2 separate regions of the Homo sapiens genome follow, and region 2 is linked to region 1. Evidence: chromatin loops called from intact Hi-C (ENCODE). Cell type or tissue: PC-9. All regions are shown on one strand. Links, peaks and the distances in the headings refer to the core of each region. The heading gives the core; the rest is flanking DNA.

Region 1 (5,381 bases), core at 289-5,288:
TAATAAATTTAAATATAATTTAATTATTTAATTTAAATTAAATTATTTAAATACATTATATTTAAATAATTGTTTTAAAATATCTATCTAAATATATTATTTTTAAAAATATTTTTTATCTTAAAAAATTTTTATTTAAAACAATTATTTTTTGTTATTTATTATTTATGGTACACAAATACGTGTGTACCAAAGCGATGACTGTGAGGTTTACCTGAAGTTAAAGTCTTTACCCTTCTCGGGCAACAACTGGCAGCCAAATCTCCTCAGCTTCCTAAAGATAAAGCTATCTTTTCCAGGAGGCATCCAGACCATCTTACGTGGGAGGCCCCTTCATATACCTTTTCTTGAGTGATCCCCAATGTTCCCATATTACAGGTAGGGAAGTCAAGATTTGGAGCTAAGTATCTTTTCCAAGGTCTCACTACTATTAAAGCGGTGGAGCCAGGACTCAACCTAGGAGCTATCTGACTTTAGGAACTAAATCTTTCCATAACATCACACCTCATCACAGCATAGTCCAAAGGGAATCAAGCATGTTCACAGGAGGAGACACTTTGAAGCCAGTGGAAGAAAGCTAAGGACTCATTTTGCAAGGCCTCTCACAAAGAAAAAATGTACTTTACAAGAATGCTGACATATCTATTCTGCCAAATACAGGTTCTTGTGGGGTGGAGGGGAACTAACTGACAGTTATCAATGCCAAAAGAGAGAGAAAGGCCATCTGCAGATGAATACAATGCTTGCTCTGCCCGCCAAACTTACAGTTAAACTTTCCACTCTTAGATGCCATTGTTAGAAAGTAATTCTTACGCTGCGGATTCTTCATAAGACTACACAAATAAAGGACGGGGGAGGATGGGTCCCAAGGGCCTAGAATGGAATAATGAGATAGGTTACTTGGAGAGGAGGGCCAGAGGATGGGGAAGGAGTAGCCCATCTGTGTGGACTTGTAAGATGAAAGCTTTGTTGTATTTTATCCCAAATTTATAGACTCTCAAGCTGCCTGTAATCCTGTTCAGAGTACTGAGAGGTGATGTCAGAGAAAGAGCACTGGGTAGAACAGGGACCTGTGTTCCAGTCTCGGTCTTGCCACCATTTCAGGAAAGTCACAGAAGCTCCTCTATCTCTCATTTTCTTTGCCTATTACCTGAGGAAATTGGATTAAATGAGCTCTGAGACCCCTCCAGCTCAAAAGCATGTGATCATAATTCTAGCACCCTTCTCTCATCACATTCTTGGAATAGGCAGCAGAGGTGGGGCTCATCTAAAAGAGTAGCCCACTAAACCAGGACCATGAGGAGATATTATTAAAGGGCTTGGAGCCTGATGAGAAATCATATCTATATCACAGCCTTGCCGCAATCCATCCTTCAGTCCATCACAAGCCCTGGTCACTCGGCCCCCACAATACTGAGTTCTCTACTTTTATTGAATCTGCACCCACACACTGTTATCTAGATCTTGTCCCTTCCTTCTGCTGCCAGCCTGTACCTGCTGTGCTCCGATGAGGTTTGGGGTCTTGGAAAGTCAAAAGATGAAGAACCCCTGATCTCAAAATGAGGATGCTCCCAAGAGGGCAGAGAACTCACCCTAGGGTTGGAACAATATGTACAAGTCATTAAGAGCAGCAGGTTTTAGGGTGAAACAGAACTGCCTCTTAAAAGCTTAAAAGCTGTGGGATCTTAGGCAACTTTTCTGAGCCTAAGTTTCCTGACCTGTAAAGTAATAATGATGTTAATACAATCTGATATTAAATATCTGATGAAACTCTATCTCACAGAGCTACTATGATCATCAAATTGCACATAAAACACAGGCTCACTAAATGGGGTGACTGTTGTCCCAGGGTGAGTCCATGGACAATCTCCAGGAGTCTTGGTGCAGGGCTGGGTGCCTCTGCATGTGTGTGAAACTCAGTACAAACACGCAAGCGGCCCTTTAGCTATCAAAACACTCCCACATTACTACCCACGTAGTGGAAGGAAGCAGACTTACTCTCTTCAGGCAGCAGGAAAAATGAAGCAGGTACGTAGGAGAAGATCCGGCTGCTCAGGCCAGACCAGGAAACTAGGGAGCCGACCAGTCACCACCAGGAAGTGTGGACTGGGTGAGAGATGGGGGTCCAAAGAGGTGTCTCTTTCCTGATTGAACCAACTTCCACATAAAGTGTGTCAGAAACAGTCACCAAGAGGCAATTGCAGCTCCTGCAGGGCAGGGATCATTTCTGGTGCATTGCAGTGTCCTCAGTGCCCAGCATGGAGCCGAGGCATTGTAGACACCAACCAAAAATGTGTGTAGTGGATACACAACTAGAACGGAGAGGCTGCTGGAACAGAAATCCCAGTGAGTAAGCCAAGTGTGTGCTGAGAACATTAATATGGCTGGCTCGGCCTTCAGACCAGGGGTGTCCTAGAGGTTGGGATGACCTGGAGATCTAAAGATAACCCTCTGAAAAACCAGACCAAAGAGAGGGTCAGTCTGTGAGTCACCTGTCCCTCAAACCCAGGCCTGCGGAGGGAGCTAAGGAATTTATAACTGAGTCAGCGGTTATCTACGTGGCTGCATTCTGAGTCACCGCCTGGCCCCAGTGGGCCTGCTCTCCTGGGTGAGGGCTGTGGAGTGCGCTCGTGGGTGTCTTTATCTACACCGCACACTCAGTGGACTCCACCAAATGCAGTGACTCAGGGCTCCCCTCACGTTTCACTATGGTCTGTCACCACACTGTCCTGTCACGCTGCCCTGGCTCACTGCTTGCTGCCTTGCCCACAGAGGTGAAGCCCAGCCTGCCCCTGGTGTGTCAGGCCAAGAGCTCTGCTTCCTAGCCAGGCCTGTCAGCTATCAGCAACCGCACTTCCACCTCACCAGGAGCACCCAGGTGAGATGGGGCTCAGGACCAAGGCTGAGCAGTGCGCCCCACCCCAAGCCCTACCACAGGTCTTCCTCATGAAGCCTCTCTCCTCTGGCTTCTTTTCCCCTCACTGCCACCATGTTTTTGTCAACTCACAGGGGATAACTGCAAAAAAGGCAGTTCCCTCCCTACCTTTTGCAATTTATTATTAGAAAACTCTTGAAGGCCCCAAAGCCTTCCCAATTCTCCTCCCCCAATCCCATAAAATAATTCCTAGTAAATTGTTATTCACCTCTGAAATTGTTCCTTACATTATTACCAGATCAACTTTCCTCAGACGTAGCTCACTGCTCAAAAACCCCCATCTCATACTGAATTCAGTCCCTGTAAATGTCTTCAGGACCCCTAGAAATGTCTTGTCCCTGACACTGGACACTTTGTTGCCAGCTGAACGTAGGGTGGGAGGGACAAGCTTCCGGAAGCCATGTCTGTACAAAGTGGCCCTGGCCACAGCTCAGTGGTCCAGGGCTGAACCCCTGACCTGACCCAGGACAGCCTGAATCTCACCTGGGAAAACACTGAATAGAGGCTCAGCAATTCCAGTCTCGGTGTGGACCAAAGCCTTCAACAAGTAAGACATAAAAACTGTGGAGTTGTGGGAGCCATTTTTCCCTTGACATGACCAGGAAAGCTCAGAAGGCAAATCACAGTGAGGGAGGAAAGAAGCTGACATGTGCAGTGAAGTGGATACGGAAGAAAAAATATCCCCCAGTCCCTTACAGTCCCCAGGGACCTGTGCTACCCCAAAAGAACTTTCCCCAATTTTAATATATAGACATATAGGGCAGTAGATGAGATAGGTAAATGTCCACTTACAATAGAACATTTAATTAGAAAAATATTTGAAATCACACAGTATATAAAATGATATATTTTAAAATGTTATTTTCCACACCCACAGTTCATGAAACAGTTGTATTCAAACTTCTCATATTCATTTCCAATACCAGTGTCCTGACCTCCCTGAAGCCACCTTCTGAGTTATCAGACTTTGTTTTCTAGAGCATTTCAACTTCTTCCATGTATGTTTTTCAAGATCATACATAAGCCTGTCACTGGAAATTTTATCCCAAGCCACAGAAGGAGAAAAGGAAGGAAGGAAGGAAGGAAGGAGAAAAGCAATTCACAATTTATAACATCAGAACTGTTATATACATACTTTTTTCCTTTTTTTGTTTGTTTGCTTTCTTAGAGACAGGGTCTCACTCTGTCACCCAGGCTGGAGTGCAGTTGAGCGATCATAGCTCACTGCAGCCTTGAACCCCTGAGTGCAAGTGATCCCCCTGCCTGAGTAGCTGGGACTACAGGCATGCCCCACCATGCTCAGCTAATTTTTTTTTAAAGGCAGGGTCCGTAACTGGTCTTTAACTCCTAGCCTCAAACAATCCTTCCAAAATTCTGGGATTACAGGCATGAGCTACCATACCTGGCCTTGTTTTCTCATAGGTAGGTATTTATGATCTAAGAATGATCTTCAAAGGGCTTATTTACCATTACATCCATCACTTGCAAGTGAGAAGCCTCATTTCCAGTAATAATTACTGTCCTTTTTTTATCCCATAGATTCTATCTAAAAATCTCTAAAGCCCCTCAAATGGGCATTGAGATTGTTTCAGGCTGGGCCTTACCCAAACACTACCTTATTGTTCAAAATAACCTAATTGAGAGTGTTCCCCATTATATTCCAGCCTTTGTGCAGTCTCAAATATAAGGTTTCTTCCTCGGAATCGTTTGGATAAATTCTCACTTATGTTCAGGCATATACATTACTTTGTTCCATTTAAGCTTTATCAGCACCCTTGAGATATATATTACTATCTTTATTTTATAGATGGGGTAACCAAGGTTCTCAGGGTATGAGCCTGCCCAAGGCCACACAGTGCACAGTGGAGCTGGTTTTGGAAGCCAGGATGTGGACTCTAAAGCTCATACACCATCTATTCTAGCTGGCAGGTGAAGGTGGGCTCTATATATAAGTGGGGGGCCTTTACTTGCACCTCTAAACCACCCCACCTGGGCAATCACGCACTAACTTTACAGATAGTCATGAGCACATCCTTCCTGTCATGAAGAAAGAAGCTTGCTAACAAAACTCATAGGCTGCCTTGAAAACAAGCTAAACTATTTAACCTAATTTCACTGAGCACCTACTATGAACAAGGGATTCTGCTTCATTAGGATTTCCAAAATCAGATAGGCATGACCCACATGTGAAGAATAAGTTTGACGTATCAGAAAAACTGGAAACCTGAGCCTCAGGAAGGAGATAGGGTAAGATAAAGGTGGAGAGTGAAGAGAATATGCAGCAGCTTGATCCAAAGATCTGGCACCACGACTTTTTGTAGGAAAGACATATTAACACACCAGTTGGATTTAACTCTACCTGGGAACCATAATGGTGGTTCATATTTTTTTCTTTAGTTGGAATTTAGAAATTTCTAAAAATAATTAATTGCCTCAGAGCATGGGT
Region 2 (5,381 bases), core at 144-5,143, 120 kb before region 1:
GGGGTGGAAGGGCCAGGAGACAGCTATGCTCAGGGCCTGGCCTTTAACTCCCAGAACTCCTCTCTTACAAGTGGGAGTCGTTGCTGCCATGGAATTGGACTAGCCAGAGGGGTGCCTCCTTCTGGAGGCTGAGAGGAGAGGTCAGAAAGGGTGTTCCCTTCTTTTGGAGGCCTAAGCACAAAGTCCACTTGTCTTCAGATGTGAAGAAATTGAAAAACTCAACATGGTCTGCAAAAATTGTGCACCTACCTTTAATAGATTGCATCAGGCAAATGGAAGAGCCTGCCTCATTTTGGAGGACGAAGGTACATAATTCCTTACCTGGTTTTAAAAATATGGCCAGGCGCAGTGGCTCACACCTGTAATCCCATCAATTTGGGAGGCCGAGGTGGGCGGATCACCTGAGGTCAGCAGTTCGAGACCAGCCTGGCCAACATGGTGAAACCTCATCTCTACTAAAAATACAAAAAAAAAAAAAAAATTAGCCAAGCATGGTGGTGCGCTCCTGTAATCCCAGCTACTCAGGAGGCTGAGGCAGGAGAATTGCTTGAACCCAGGAGGTGGAGGTTGCAGTGAACTGAGATCATGCCACTGCACTACAGCCTGGGCAAAAACTACATCTCGAAAAAAAAATACTTGTGTGTGTATGTGCACCTATCTATATATAAATGTTCTTGTGACCATTACAGGTATTGCTCTTTTGAGATAATTCTAAGATTTATCAAGGTCTAAACTGAAAAATTTTATAACCAACATTATTGGAAACACAAAGCTGACAAAAGAAAAGAAAAATCTCAGGAGAAAGAAAGGAAAAAAACAGCCCCAGAATGAGTGCTAGAAAATAGTATAATGAAATATATGGGGAATCAGGAATATTGATTTCTAGACCCCACTCTATTCACCACTCAGTTGGAGGTTATATGGACCTACACAATTCATTTAACTACTCCATAAGAGACTAAATGACCTCAAGGCTCAGCTATCTTCTGCCTCTGGTGATTCTACTGATGGCCTATGAGGAGGTCTTGGAGAACATTGGTCAAACTTCCATGACTCCAAAGTTCTTTAACCCTTTGGAAGTGATGGGGATGATGATGATGGTGATGATGGTGGTGATCATGATGATGATGTTAGTAATAGTAATGGCAGTGTTGATGGTGGGGATGGTAATCATGGCAATATGTTGGAAGTGGTAATGCTGGTGGTGGTGGTAGGATGTTGGTGGTGAGGAAGTGTTGGGGAGGATGGTGATGATGATGATGACGGAGGAGGTGGTAGTGGTGATGGTGATGGAGAAAGTAGTGGTGATGGTGATGGAGAAAGTAGTGGTGATGATGGTGATGGAGAAAGTAGTGGTGATGATGGTGTTGGAGGAGGTGATGGTAGTGATGGTAATGGAAGAAGTGGAGGCAGTGGTGGCGGTAGGGGTGGTGGTGGTTGTTGAAGATAATGCTGCCATGCTCTATGGATCTAAATTCTATACTTGACCTATCTAAACGCTGTGATAGATTTCAGAAGTGAGCAGAGAGGGAGAGCACTTAGGTCCTGGGACTTAATGAACACAGGTGCACAGAGAGCATTGGTACTGGTCTCTGCCCATAAACATCACATGTGCCTTTTGAAGTGATTCTTCTGTTTGGGACAGTGCAGGCAAAACATACATGCTCAGGCAGATACACAGTGTTCTACTGGTTGTGAAATTTTTGGTGTTTGTTTGTTGGGGTTTTTTATTTCTTAAATTTTAATTTATTTTTGTTTTTTATTCCTCCAAAGTTTGAAGCCTTATTTTGAGAATACAGGAATCAGGTCTGTGGAAAGAAGGAAAAGTTGAAATAGCTAAAAAGAAAGCAGGGCTGAAAGTGGTGGACACAGATGAGGGGACACAATACAGGGAGATGACAAAGGGGAAAAGCATCCTCACACACACGAGACCAAACTGTGGTTTAGGCAGAGCTTAAAAGTAACTGCCAATGCACAACCACACAGGATAGGTACGTGGCCCTGGGACAAAAGGTGAGAGCTGGAGCCAGGCCTGGTGGCTGCGGCACAGAGGGAGCTGTGGCAGTCAGTCTAGCGCCCACCTTCCCGGGGACAAAAGGCGACACTCTCTAGACCAGACAAGGCAGAAAGAGTCCCTGGAGGGCCTTTGAGGTGCAGCTTCCTTTACAGACAGAGGCCTGCTGCCAGAAACTCGGCTGATTCACAAAGAAAGAAGTGAAATGCTAACAAATGGTTTCCATTATCACCGTGCAGTCTCCACCCTCATTCTGTATGTGTGCTGTGTTTTTTTCTTTCTTTTTTTCATCTTTTCATGGGTTGTAACTAAACAATGAGGTGATTGCCATCCCAGTGGATTGCACAACATAACCAGCGGCTGGGCTGGAGCATAGCCTTCTCCAAGGAAATTCTGGACAAGAAAAATGAACAAGCTGGAAGTAAGGAGGATGTCTGTTTTGCACAACACCTATGTACACTTTTAGTGCTCATAAAGAAGGTGGAACGAGGGTCTTAGATTCTTAGTTCCTCTGTGGCGCACCTGTCAGCCCACCAGTGTGGCACTCTCCTTCTTAAATAAAACACTACATAGCCAAAGTGAAAGGGAGGCTCACCCAGTTATCCAAGAAGGTGAATTGGGACCACTTGTTATTTCCCAGTATAACATGAAATAATGATTTACTTGGGTTGAATAAACTGGCGCAGCTGTGGGAAGAGTCTTCAATTCCTTTCAATAAACATTCATTAAGTGCCTACACTGGGACAGCCCCACGGATAGAAATACTCCTAAGACCTCAAGAAGTTAATCCAGCAGATGCCTAAACTTGTCCCAAATCCCTGGATAACCAAGTATAAATTTGATCATGAGGATACCATCCATGTTGTATTCTCCTTGTGATTCACTTTTTCTGCAAGGCAGCAATTACTTAAGCAAAGATGCTATTAACTTTACAGTGCCTGGCAAGTTTTCGTGATAGCTAAACATTGCAGCACCCTGATGAACACAGCCATAGCTGGAGCAGCTTCCTCCCTCTGACTGCGACATGGCTGAAGAAAATGGATATTTCAAAAACAAACGTTTCAGTTTGTTACTCAGCATCTTTGTTGGCAAATGATTGCAGATAATCGCCCCACAGCTGCAGGCTGAGCGTTCTACAATTGCTCAGTTCCACTGAGCATGTGCATGGCCAGCCATTCCAATCACGACTGGGACACAAAGCGGCGATTTCTTCCTGCCAGAGAGGGCCAGATGGGGGCATGGGATGAACAGGAGGCATCACTTTCTCTTCTGCACCCAGATCTGCCAGTAACTAGCTGCCTGATTCTGGCCAAATGTCTTTAATGATATTAATAAGAATAGCTGATATTTATGTAGCACCAACTAGATGCCAGGCACTGTGCTAAATGCTCATTCAATTTAACCCTCTCAATAATCCAATATGGAGGGTATAACGTTTTGATTTTTGAAAGAAGATGTTGAGGGGCAGAGAGGTTAAGTCTCTTGCTAAAGATTGAGAAGTGCGGTGATTGTGTGGTGATTGAGAAGGAAAAATGTCTGCCCTCATCTCTGGAATTTCTAATTACTCACAATGTTCTGGGTCTCTAGAGACAGATGCTCTCTGTGGGTCTCTCGTTAGCTCCAGAGTAAATTTCCCCAATGCAGACTTTTTATTTTGTTCATGTTGTCATTATCAAATCAACCTTAAAAGAAGAAACACTAAAAGACTGGGAATATTCTGAAATATAATTATATGAGAACCAAGTGACTTTAGAAAGGACAGCAGGTTTTCATCTCTCCTGACCTTTCCTCCTGAGATAATGAAAGAGCTAGATGAAACTCCTTAACATAAGCTCGAAAATCCCTGTCAAATAGCCCTTCATTAGAGTTAACCACCCTGATGGCATTCCAGCATTCCCCATAAGTCATATGTGTTACTGCATAATAGGAGCCCATGTGGGACTAAGATAGTTAAAGCCATGCACAGGAAGTAGCTAAAACAGCACAAAGCCCCCTGACAAACACACTCATGGAAGTAAATTCTTCATTTCCAGCTCTTCGCCTCAGGTTACCTAGGATTTGCATGTGCTGCATGCCTGGGCAAAGCTGGGCTGAGTTATCTCTTTCATGCCTTGAGTCAGATTTTCTGGGTGTGAAGTCAGCAGACAAGCCAGGAAATGTCACTGCAGAAGAGCAAGGGAGCTCAAGACGCGATGGCAGCTGTCACTCCAGAGTGGTGTGGAGTGGGACGGTATCTGATGTGTCCTCAGATTCGGTTTCCCTTGGGATGTGTTTGGTGCTGACTGCTTGTGATCCATGTTTTCTTGGATGCAGGTTGGTAGAGGTGCAGCAATTTTTGCAGTGAAACTGAAGTCCAGCTGCTCAAACAGAAATGGCCTCATCTAATGGACACTTTAATGAGTAAGGGTGGCATTTTACTCGAATCCTTACATTCAAGTCCCATGACTCATCCCTTATCCCTCCTTAATTGAAGGATGGACTGCCTGCCTTTTTTAAAGCACTAGAATCCCCTGTGTCAGTTAAGCCAGTATATTTCCTGGTCTTTTTCAGGGCTATGAATCCTTACCTTGTCTTAATTTCTGAAGTTACATCTGAATCGCATTATAGTCTTATGTGTTGTAACATTTCTTGACCTATTGCTTAGAAAACATACCACACACTGAGAGGAAAAGGCTAGCTCAAGAAGAGCCGAGGACATTCAATCCTATAAAGCAAATAGAATAAAGGGCTTGGATCTGAGTGTTAACATTCACTGGCACCGTTTTGTTTTCTTTCACGTGTTCAATCCTAGGTGGTCATTCAAGGTCTGCAGTAGCCTGGAGACTCCATAGGTGCTGTTATGATTACATGCGAACCTTGACTCCATAGGTGCTGTTATGATTATATGAGAACCTGAGAGTCATTGTTCCCAGTACCGCTGTCTGCTATTAGTCCTAAGTATGGGAACAACGGATCAGCGAAAGGCCAAAAGCATCACTGAAATAGATTTTTGTGTGTGTGGTTTAAGGATTAGCCAGTTGGAACCAAGGAGATGTTTTCTTAGGGTCTCAGAAAAGTTTGAAAAATTATTGGATTGTTTTTGGCACTCAAATGTAGATTATAGATGTATTACTAGTATTACTAAGCTGAGGGGCTATACTACAAGGACTATTATTTAGCCCTACATTCTTGCAAAAATATTCTGCCCTCAACTCTGTAACAGAAGGCTGCTGTGTGTTTAGATGTCTTATCTTCCACCACATTAATGTTGTTGTAATTACCCACACTTTGAAAACCTCCCTGGGGTGTGGGCCGTCATACAGCTCATGAATTCCTCCAGTCAGGTGAACATGCAGATTGTGTTTCGCCACACACAATAGAAGGCCAC

Evidence for each region. A loop is a pair of places that touch in the nucleus more often than their neighbours do. Peaks named below come from ENCODE experiments on the same cell type or tissue, not always from the same donor. Only the 100,000 strongest peaks of a DNase experiment are listed, where the experiment ranks them.
Region 2: it touches region 1 in a loop (11-fold over the local background); 1 of 110 quality-filtered maps calls a loop at or near these places.

What each region holds. Positions count from the first base shown.
Region 1 is chr1:115,176,844-115,182,224 of GRCh38, reverse strand. No RefSeq gene overlaps it. Among named protein-coding and RNA genes, the nearest start is that of LINC01765, 80 kb to the right of the region's middle. RefSeq lists enhancers at 1,766-2,965, 2,742-3,243. In PC-9, for the core only: no CTCF peak of the experiment used is centred there; DNase peaks (open chromatin) are centred at 2,074 and 2,564; H3K4me3 peaks cover 1,321 bases; H3K27ac peaks cover 3,649 bases.
Region 2 is chr1:115,299,430-115,304,810 of GRCh38, reverse strand. The region is part of intron 1 of NGF (nerve growth factor); the gene reads left to right. All of the region lies in intron 1 of NGF-AS1 (NGF antisense RNA 1), which reads right to left. Among named protein-coding and RNA genes, the nearest start is that of NGF-AS1, 19 kb to the right of the region's middle. RefSeq lists an enhancer at 3,643-4,842. In PC-9, for the core only: no CTCF peak of the experiment used is centred there; a DNase peak (open chromatin) is centred at 4,450.